Linked DNA regions of Homo sapiens: region 2 is linked to region 1. A link is an interaction called in ENCODE POLR2A ChIA-PET data of the cell type or tissue named here. Cell type or tissue: A673. All regions are shown on one strand. Links, peaks and the distances in the headings refer to the core of each region. The heading gives the core; the rest is flanking DNA. Region 1 holds the start of LOC124905125 (a long non-coding RNA gene). Region 2 has its middle 29 kb from the start of NFAM1.

Region 1 (5,366 bases), core at 231-5,230:
CCTCTGTCCAGACGGAAACAGCAGGAGGGCAAGGACTGGGCGTGCAATTCACCCAGTGTGCAGCTCAGGCCTCTGTCGGCATTTGCTGAATGAATAAATGAATGAAAGGACTCCAGCGCCTAGTTTCTGTGAGATGAAACATTTGGGGCTCCCTAGGGTCCCTCCTGGTCCCCTTTCCATCCGTCCTTCTCTCAGCAACTGGGACCAGCTTATGAAAGTGGAGAAGGTGGGGGAGAAGAAGAGGAAGGATTTACATTTTAAGGAGGATCAAGTCTGTTGCCTGACATGAGGGGCTGACAGACTAATTTCAGGTATTAATGGGTTCAGACAGGAAGAGGAGGTGACCTCCCCACTCAGAGCTTCTCCTTGTGCCCTGGCCAAAGACAGCCTGCTCCCTCCACCTACACACACACATGTGCACACACATGTACACACACTTCCCATCCAGCCCCGAAAACCCACCCTCATTAAAGGACCCCTTATTACCAGTTTAGAAGAAAAAACACAGATGAACAAAGGAATTAAATGAAATTGCTTTAATCCCATGTCCAGAGACAACCACACTAAAATATGCCACATTTACATGCTGGATTGTAACTAGTTTGTGGTTTACTTTTTGCCATCCTTAAACTTTTCGTTTGGCTGGGGGCAGTGGCTCACGCCTGTAATCCCAACACTTTGGGAGGCTGAGGCAGGTGGATCACAAGGTCAGGAGTTGGAGACTAGGCTGACCAACATGGTGAAACCCCACCTCTACTAAAAATACAAAAATTAGCTGGGCATGGTGGCATATGCCTGTAATCCCAGCTACTCGGAAGGCTGAGGCCAGAGAATCGCTTGAACCTGGGAGGCAGAGTTTGCAGTGAGCTGAGATCACACCATTGCCCTCCAGCCTGGGAAACAGATTGAGACTCCGTCTTAAAAAAACAAACAAACAAACAAAAAAAAAAAAACAAAAAAAAACCTTCTCATTTGTGATTCTTCTCAGAGCTTCTGAGCTCTACTTTCTGGAGCGTCCTTTCCTGCTTCCTTTCCTTAGGGCCATTCCTAGAAATGGAATCCGTGGCACAACCCGTATCACTGGTATTGAAGTCCCCACCGCCCTCTGCCCACTGCCCTGGAGGCTGCAGGAGCTCTGAGGGGGGCCTCTTCTCCCACCTTTCCCACCCGTTGCCGGGCACTGGGTTGAAAGAGGCTTGTCTCTGCCCCCTTGGAACTGGGGCCTCTTCCAAGTTAGAGTGAGGGGTCAGAGCAAGTCTCCCAGTGCTCCCCCTTCCTGGACACCCTCCTGCCCCCACCGTCCTGGCACTGGGTGCTTTCCTCATGTTGACCCCATCAGGCCTTCACATACATATACATAGTGACAGCCATTTGTCCAATGAAGGAAGTGGATTCCAGCCCCTCCCAGGGACTGATGTCCAACCCCCAACACCACCCCCCACCCCCCACCACACACACACCTTCCTCCCCGTCTCAATCTGATTCAGTGGTCAGCCAGCAGCCATAGGTAACCATAACTACTGGGTCTGTGCCAGGCACTGGATACCCTCTTCTCTCCATGGGAACACCTGGCCGCGGGGAGTGAGTGGAGCAGGAGAGGGCAGCTGTGAACACAGAGCCCAGCTGACCCTGACTGGCTGAGTCCTGGGATCTGATCGCCCATTCAGCTGACACTGCCCCAGGTGCCTGGCCATGTGCCGGGTGAGGGGATCTGGAGATAGAGCAGCCCGGCCGAGGAGTGACCCCTTTGCCCTGGACCCCGGGGTCTCTCACCCCATCAAGGCTCCAGGGCAGCCACCCCTTATCTCTTCTGCCTGCCCCCCTCCACTACCACTAAGCCTGTGTCACCAAAACTCATCCATTGATCCAGGCTTAAAATAACCCCTGGCATCTGCAGCAAGCCCCGCGGGGCGGGCAGAGGAGCCGAGTCCCTGCTCCTGAAGGGCACCCGCCCCGCCCCCAGCTCCCAATGCTGGCAGCTCGAGTGTGCGGGTGTCTGCGCGTGTTTGGGTGACAGCAAGAGTGTGCATGTCTGGGGCTAGCATGACTATGAGGGCCTTCCCTGCACGGTGGGCATGTGTGTGCACACGTGTTTGTCAGCATACATGCTCCTGTGCACGAACGGCCTTCCTCCATGTCCAGCCCTCACCTGGTGCTCAGTTCTGGCTGGGGAAGGCTGGGGGCCCTGAGAGGTGTGGACATGACAAACAGCCTGTGCTGGGCCTCAGTGTCCCCATTTTAGGTGGTGGGTGACCAGTCTGCCAGCTCTGCTGAGCCCTGGGAAAGGTTTGGGATTTCCTAGAGAGAAACTCAAGACTCAGAGAGAGGAAGTGACTTGCTGTGACTGGCACACAGCCAGGAAGGGCAGGGTCTGGCCTGGAACCTGCACTATGAGTCCCGAATCCACATTCTGGCCAGTTCAGCACACCCGGGAGGCACTCCTACCCCACGACAGGGCCCTTGCCAACACCTGACCCAGGCTCATTTGCCCCCTGTCTGGTCACGCAGGCTGCCCTCTCTTCCTGGAACCCCTTTCCAGCCCCACATGCCCAGAGTTTCTAGGTTTTATTTATTTATTTATGAAACGGAGTCTCTCTGTGTTGCCCAGGCTGGAGTGCAGTGGTGTGATCTCGGCTCACTGCAACCTCTGCCTCCTGGATTCAACCAATTCTCCTGCCTCAGCCTCCCGAGTAGCTGGGATTTATAAGGACCCGCCACCATGCCTGGCTAATTTTTGTTTTGTTTTGTTTTGAGACGGAGTCTCACACTGTCGCCCAGCTGGAGTCCAGTGGCGCGATCTTGGCTCACTCCAACCTCCGCCTCCCAGGTTCAAGCGATTCTCCTGCCTCAGCCTCCGGAGTTGCTGAGATTACAGGTGCACGCCACCACGCCTGGCTAATTTTTGTAATTTTTAGTAGAGACAGGGTTTCACCGTATTGATCAGGCGGGTCGCGAACTCCTGACCTCAGGTGATCCGCCCGCCTCGGCCTCCCAAAATTCTGGGATTACAGGCGTGAGCCACGGGGCCCGGCCTAATTTTTGTATTTTTAGTAGAGACGGGGGTTTCACCATGTTGGCAGGGCTGGTCTCGAACTCCTGACTTCAAGTTATCGGCCCGCTTTGGCTTCCCAAAGTGCTGGGATTACAGGTGCGAGCCACTGCGCCCAGCCTTTATCCTTTATTTTGGAGCCAGGCTGACCGGGTTGGAATTCCTGCTCTTCAGGGCCATTCAACCTTTCTAGGCCTCAGTTTTGTCATCTGCAAGATGGGCTACCAGCATTTCGGCAGGGTTACAGGGAGAAGCAGTGGGCCCCAGAGACACTGAAGCCAGGCTGAGAAGACCGTGACCGCGGATGCCACCCACAAGCCTCCAAGGCCTCATTCCTAAGCTAATTTCACTTCCATTTCCTCAATGATGCAGTTACCCAAGAAGCAGAGGCTCTTGGGGACTCTGGGCTCCCTGCTGGTGCAAATGCCGATACCAGGAGGGGTTCTGGAGGGAGGGCCCACGGCTGTCTTTGTCTCCCGCGAGGCAACTCTGACTCAGGCTCCAGCTGCCCGTGGGAGGGAGGGGGCGCCCGGGCTCCTGAGGTCGCCAGGGAGCGGCGGGACTGGGAGGCTCCAAAGCCCTCAGTGTACGTGCGAATCCGGAGCGGACACCGAGACCTTAGCGCGGGAACCAAGAGAGGACAGAGCTCCACGGAGGCCACAGCGCGTGCACGGGGACAGGTGCGCCCTCCCCGGCAGCCCCCCTGCTCCTCGGTCACAGTTCTGTGCGGAGGCGTCTTGCGCCCTCCCCCCTGAGCCTCGCCCTTGAGTCGGGGCCGTGGGCCGCATCCAGGCCCCCAGGGCTCGGGATGCGCGTGAGGACCCGGACTCCCGAGGGCGCAGAGGTCGGGAGCCCGAAGCAGGCGCCCTTGGCCTTGGTCCCGCCCCTTATCCGGTCCCAAGCTTTTTCCTCGCCCCTTGGCCTTGACTCCACCCCTTAGGCATGCCGCTGGCCCCGCCCCTTTCCGGCCACCTTGAGGCTTGGGGGTCCCTCAGCCCCGCCTCTCTTCTTGACCCCGCCCCTTGGCAGCACCCCCTACCCCCGCCCCACGTCCAAATCTCCCGGGGCCGGTGGTGGCCGGGGCTGACGGCGGAAGCCGCGCAGAGACTCGCTTGCCCCGAAGTCGCTGGATTCGGGCCTGGATCCCAGATTATCCGCAGCCTAGGGGAGTGGAGAGATGCCCAAGGTTCCTCTGGGTCCCGGGACCCCAGTAGCGTCCCTCCCCCCGTCCCCCACGCCAACCACTGAGCGCCCTTCGGAGTCCCGGGAGGAAAGCGTAGGGGCGGGGAACTCTGGCATCTCTCTCCTCCCGGTTGCTCCCCGACTCTGCCCCGCTATTCCGCTATTTGGGGCAGTCGTTTCTACCGCACCCCCATTCTCTCCCCACCCTCGGGTCATGAGGGCAGGACCAGGCCTGCTCACACCTCCCTGCTGGGGGCGTTCCCTGGCTCTAGCAGGGGTCCCTCTGTCCCTACATGCCACAGGACCTCTTCAATCTCCAAGGACAGCTAGGTGGGCCTCAAGAGCCCCATTTTGCAGATGGGAAGAGGGGCCCAGAGAGTTGAGGCCCAGTGAGATGCTACCAGCTTGCAGGGATAGTGCTGTGTTGAGCCATCCCTGCTGAAACGAAAGTGGGGGGTCAGGCCTTCCTCCCTGGCCTCACCAGCTGGGCCTCCACAACCCCTCCTGGAGCCCCCAGCCTCTGGCTACCAGGCAGGAAGTGAAAGGGGCCTGCAGGAAGCCCCAGGAGGAAGCGAGACTTCAGCCAGGCCTGCCCCCACCGGCCAGGGCCCTGGGGACCTGGTGGGAATCAGACCCTCCTTCAGGAAAAGCTGGCCCGAAACACAGGCTCAGAGAGAGGCCTTTTCCCTTCAGTTCCCACCCGCAAAACGGCGCTTCCAGAGTCTGTCTGGGATCCCTCTTATCAAAATGAGAGAACAGTTGGGGAGAAAATCTGAGTAGTGATGAAACCAGGGAGTGGGGCCTGGCATCAGTCCCCGAGTTCTCCGCTCCCAAGGAGGGGGTCCGGGCCAATGACATTCTGCTGGGCAGGCATGGCCGCCAAGCGCAGGAGCCCAGGGTTCGCCCAGCTCCACCACCCACCTGTTGTATCTTGGGCCGGATCCCATTACCTCACAGGGCCTCTCTTTTCCTATCTGCAAACTGGACCATATAATCCCTCCTCATGGATGTGAAATGGTCTAGATTTTCAGGAGAAAATTTGGACCAACAGGGACCTTTAAAAAGGTCAAGGCTGGGCCGGGCACGATGGCTCACGCCTGTAATCCCAGCACTTTGGGAGGCCGAGGTGGACGGA
Region 2 (5,366 bases), core at 276-5,275, 540 kb after region 1:
GAAAACCCCCTCATCAACCACAAACACTCACACTGGTCAGTCATGTGAGTGAGAAACACATGTCTTTTGGGTTAAGACGTTAATATTTGGGGATTTATATTAGGGGATTTATTTATTACAACAGCTAGCGTTTCCTTGCTGTTAACCTCAAAAATCATCAGTGTATCTCGAAAGACACATTCTTCTTCTTCTTCTCTTTTTAATTGAGATGGAGTCTCGCTCTGTTGCCCAAGCTGGAGTGCAGTGATGCAATCTTGGCTCACTGCAACCTCTGCTGGCCAGGTTCAAGCAATTCTCCTGCCTCAGCGTCCAGAGTAGCTGGTATTACAGGTGCCCATCACCACGCCCAGCTAATTTTTGTATTTTTAGTAGAGACAGAGGTTCGCCATGTTGGCCAGGCTGGTCTCGAACTCCTGACCTCAGGTGATCCACCTGCCTTGGCCTCCCAAAGTGCTGGGATGACAGGTTGGAGCCTCTGCGCCCAGCCCAATTCTTGAGTATTAAATGCTTAACTGCCTTGTTATACCTCCTGTACTAAGAACACTAAAAATGTAGAGCATTTTAGACAAGAAACCTAATTAAAAAAAAAAAAAAAAAACCCAGTTCAAAAGCATTTGGGAGTGATTCAGAAAACCACAGCCCCGGAGCTATAGTCTCTGAAGATGCGGGGCCTGGACCTCTCTGCATTCCCCCATTGGTGTCTGCTGAAGACTAGCGTCTGCAGAAATCCCAGTCTGTACACAGGCTGAGACTATTCCTTTTCCCTACATCCTGGTGATGGGCACACACACACCTCAAGGGAGGCGTCGATGCTCTCAGGCACTGAACTTGTTCCCGTGTCTTTATGTTTCATGATCGTATATGAGAGAGGGAGCGTGGCCTGGAACTGTACACAAAATGTGACCGAAAACAGCCTCTCGCTGTTTCCAATTAAACAACCTGCTCGAGCCTTTGGTTTCTCTCCATCACTTCCTGTCTCAATCTCACTGACGTCTTCTTTTTTAGCAAAATGCATTTGTATTTCAAGCAGAAGATCAATGGTTACATTTTAAAACGCTAAATATCTTTTCTGCCAGGCCGAATGGGGGTGTTTCTCCCATCCTTCTCTGCACGTCTTCTCATCTTAAAGCGATGGAATTGAGTTCTGTGAAATCCGATCTGGTGTTTAAGCTCTGATTTATAACAAATTACCTATGTGGCACTCAAGAAAGAACTTGTATGTCAGATAACACTGGAGTTTGATTTCACCACCCTGCCCCCAAACCCGTTTATTCATTCATGGCGGGGAGAGATCCAGAGGGCCGGAGCAATTTCATCAACCCTGGAATTCGCGCATGGAGCCTCCTCTCCCCAGACCATCCTGCTACCATGAATAGACAGCACGTGGCCGCCTTTTATGATAAGGTCAGAGGAAAGGAGTGCATAGAGAGAGGCCGTTTGGAGAGTCGGAGCTGTAAGTTTCAGGTATAAAACCTGAATAGTACCAGTCCTCTTGCCTGGGGCCAGATCAGACAGGAGGGAGGAGGTGGAAGGCAACTGTTCCACCTCCCGAGGTGATTCCTTTGGACGCCTGAATCCTTTGGATTCCCTGGCTCCCAGCAGCGGACTCTGCCCTCAGCCATCTTTATCACTCCTGATTAGGGCTGCAGACGCCTCCCTCCCCACCCTGCCTTGCCAGGCTTTGTGGCTCCCCGGGCTCGTTTTCTGATAGAGCTGTCAGTTTTTACTACTGATAGGAGAAATCATTTTCTTTCTTAGCTGAATGTTAATTGGCTCCCCTCCCCCATTCACTTAGTATATCCCGTCCCCTATTTTTTTTTTTTACCCCAAGGAAAAGGTACCTTAGTAGAGACACATTTCGGAAAGACAAAGAAGGTGTTTCTTGCTAAATTGCTAATTGGTAACTGAAATCAGAGGTTAAGAAAAAGCTAAAGAGGAGAGCGAGGAAGGAATTAGGACCACATGTTTCTGTAGCTTGAGGTGAGCTGGCGCCGCCTAAATGCTCCTCGGATGCAGCACCTGCTTTCTGTAGCGGGCTCAATATTCAATAAGGAGACCCACGAGATCAGCTGGGGCCAGTTGAGCAAACATTGACATCTTGGAGGTACCAGGCACCAAGACAGGTCCTAGAGATGCGGAGGTGACTAAGACCCTTTGACAGTCCTATGGGACAAAGTGTCAGTTTGATGTGATGGGAGCAGTGGCAAAGGTAAACCAGGATACTGCGAGACTCACCGAGGGTCACAGAAACTTCCTGGAGAAAGCGAAGTTAGAGCTAGGCTTTGTACGATAACTAGGAGTTGGCTGGGAGATGGTGGCGGCAGTAACATCCCAGGTAGAAGAGACAGCTTGTGGAAGGTCATGGGCGCCGTGGAGCATGGTGGTGCCTGAGAGGAGCAGTAAGAAGTTTGCTATGGCTAGAGATTAAGGTCACGTGGAGGACCAGCTCCAGCAGGGCTTGGGTGCCTTGCAGGTTTTCTCCCTATAATTCTCATACACTTAAACAGCAAACAAACAGACCAAGCGTGGTGGCTCACCCCTGTAATCCCAGCAGTTTGGGAGGCCGAGGTGGAAAGATCACCTGAGATCAGGAGTTCGAGACCAGGCTGGCCATGATGAAACCTCAGCTCTACTAAAAATACAAACATTAGCTGGGTGTGGTGGCGCACACCTGTAATCCCAGCTACTTGGGAGGCCAAAGCACAAGAACTGCTTGAACCCGGGAGGCGGAGGTTGCAGTGAGCAGAGATTGCGCCACTGCACTCCAGCCTGGTTGACAGAGTGAGACTCCGTCTCAAAACCAACAAACAGCTTTATTGAGGTTGAATTTACATACTGTAAAATGCACCTGCTTAAAGTATGCAAGTCAATGGGTTTTAGTATATTGACAGAGTTGTGTCACCATAACTAACTTTAGGACATCCCACAGAAAAGCCCTTCTGAGGAGGGTTTTTGACAGGGTCATGGCCTGCCCAAATTATGTCTCTCATCGGTTTGGCAGCAGAGCAGAGACGGGCTTGGAAGGGACAAGTGTGGGCCCTCATCGAGCCAAGAACATGAGCAATGGCACAGCAGTGATTGTGCACAAGGGCTAAAGATTTATAGCAGTGACAGGGGGAAATATACTCCATCTCTTAGATTCTTCTTTGCCGGGAAAAGAACTAGGTTATGAAGACGCGGGTCATTTTTTGCTGGCTGGCTATTTAGTGGCAGTTCTACAAATCAGTATTATGGATGATGTTGCTTATTTACAAAGAAAAAAATGACAGAGTGGCTATATCATAGCAAAATCCAGAATGCTGAAGTTTCTGCAAAATGGGAACATGACAGAGCACTCACTGTCCAGCAAGTTTCCTGCAGCAAAAACCGCAGCCGATCTGGACCAAATAAAGGGCACAGGCTCTGTCCTCAAAGGCTCTGCAGGGGGCTGCATTCAGACTGAAGTGTTGAGTCACCTGTGAATCCTGGGTTGTGAGCAGACCTGCCTTTGTCCAGTGCAGGTGCAGGCTCCTTAGCGAGGAAAGGCTCAGAGAGAGACAGGTGCACCTCTGCAGCAGCTTTGCTGGCAGGTGGGTCTGATCTGAGCCTGTTGCTGCAATCATTGATCAGTTAGGTTTTTTAAATTGCAAGGAAGAAATAAAACCAAATTAAACTGGCTTTACCAATGAAAGGAACTCCAGTCTAACATTATATTTGACTAGGGTCATGGGAAAAACCTCTCCCTACAAAAACATAGAAATTCATGATAAAATCTAAGTAAATAAATAAAATGCCAGTGTGTGGCTGAGTTAGCAAGCAAGAAAGGAATATCCCCAGGGGCCAGAAACAAAGAGGGAAAAGCCAGAATGGTAAGCACAGGGTTCTGTCCCACAGCTGCCTCCAGGAGGCACGTAAGAGAAGGCAGGGGTTATCAGAGCCAGCAACCAGGGGCCTTGGTTCTGGTGGCTGTGTTGAGACTGGAGATAAGATCTTCAGCTGACAGGAGTAGAGAGGTGAATCTATGCCTCCTTGCAAAAGCCAGACTCCTCTGAGGGCAAATCTCTCAGTGAAAGATGGGCTAGAAAAAAACCTACCCTCTGGCACAGGGAGATAACAAGAAAGCTTGTTTATCATAGCAGGAGCATAGAGCAGTGGGGGCCTGGGGGACATGCTACAAAAGGATCCCTTGAAAAATCCAAGCCTCATATCTGTGCTTTGAGGGGGTTTGAGGTCCAAATTTGTACTTCATGCATGGCCTGGGATTCCTATGCCAAGAGAAGAAAATTGGTACGAGGCTGGTGTTAACTCTGGGCCACCTGGTGTGGCAGCTGCAAAATGGCTGTGGAGGGGTATTTCTACAACTCCAGCAGCAGGAAATTCCCACGCGAAAAACATGCTCCACTGAAGATGAGCTCACAATCAAATCTCAGTACACACAAGGAAAGGGGTCACCTGGAGCACAGGGACAGACAGTACACACAGAAGGAATAGAGGCCGAGACTCTGAGATAACAGAATAGCAGGCCAAAAGCGAATATCGAATAAGAATGTTCGTGATGATTAAAGGCCAAAATAAAAGATTCAAACTCTCAAGAAGATAGTGAGACATCATGACACCAAGAATAGACCGATTTTTTTTTTCTTTTTTTGAGATGGGGTCTTGCTCTGTCACCCAGGCTGGAGTGTAGTGGTGCAATCTTGACTCACTGCAACCTCTGCCTCCTGGGCTCAAGAGATCCTCCCACCTCAGCCTCCCGAGCAGCTGGGACTACAGGCGCATGCCACCATGCTCAGCTAATTTTATTTATTTATTTTTGAGATAAAGTCTCAATCCCTCACCCAGGCTGGAGTGCAGTGGTGTGATCTCAACTCACTGTAACCTCTGCCTCCTGGGCTCAAGCGATCCTCCCCGCTCAGCCTCCCAAGTAGCTGGGACTACAGGTGCAAGCTACCAACACCAGGCTAATTTTTGTATTTTTTCTAGAGACAGAGTTTCGCCATTTTGCCCAGTCTGGTCTTGAACTCCTGAGCTCAAGCAGTCCACCCACCTCGGCCTCCCCAAATGCTGGGATTACAGGCGTGAGCCACCGCACCTGGCTAGAATAGACAGATTTGAACAATATTTATGGATGAAATGATATGGTGTCTGAGATTTGCCTCAAAATAATCTCAGAGTGGGGAGCTATAGGAAGGATCATGGATGAAACAATATGAGATATGGGTCGGTACTTGTTGAAGGTGAATAATAACTACACAGGGCCAGGCACCATGGCTCACACCTGTAATCCCAGTGCTTTGGAAGGCCAAGGTGGGAGGATTGCTTGAACCCAGCAGTTCGAGACCAGCCTGGGCAACATAGTGAGATGCCATCTCTATAAAAAAAAAATG

The links. Peaks named below come from ENCODE experiments on the same cell type or tissue, not always from the same donor. Only the 100,000 strongest peaks of a DNase experiment are listed, where the experiment ranks them.
Region 2: POLR2A ChIA-PET joins it to region 1 with 5 read pairs; 3 of 35 experiments call an interaction of 5 or more read pairs at or near these places.

What each region holds. Positions count from the first base shown.
Region 1 is chr22:41,915,990-41,921,355 of GRCh38, forward strand. It overlaps LOC124905125 (a long non-coding RNA gene), which reads right to left and starts at 2,673. Exons shown (of 2, transcript XR_007068113.1): 1 at 1,461-2,673; 2 at 522-1,047. RefSeq lists silencers at 1,401-1,460, 3,611-4,080 and enhancers at 1,691-1,850, 1,861-1,950, 3,065-3,568, 4,521-4,600, 4,681-4,750. In A673, for the core only: no CTCF peak of the experiment used is centred there; DNase peaks (open chromatin) are centred at 2,342, 3,472 and 3,982; H3K4me3 peaks cover 525 bases; H3K27ac peaks cover 533 bases; H3K27me3 peaks cover 44 bases.
Region 2 is chr22:42,458,257-42,463,622 of GRCh38, forward strand. No RefSeq gene overlaps it. Among named protein-coding and RNA genes, the nearest start is that of NFAM1, 29 kb to the left of the region's middle. RefSeq lists an enhancer at 1-50. In A673, for the core only: no CTCF peak of the experiment used is centred there; no DNase peak of the experiment used is centred there.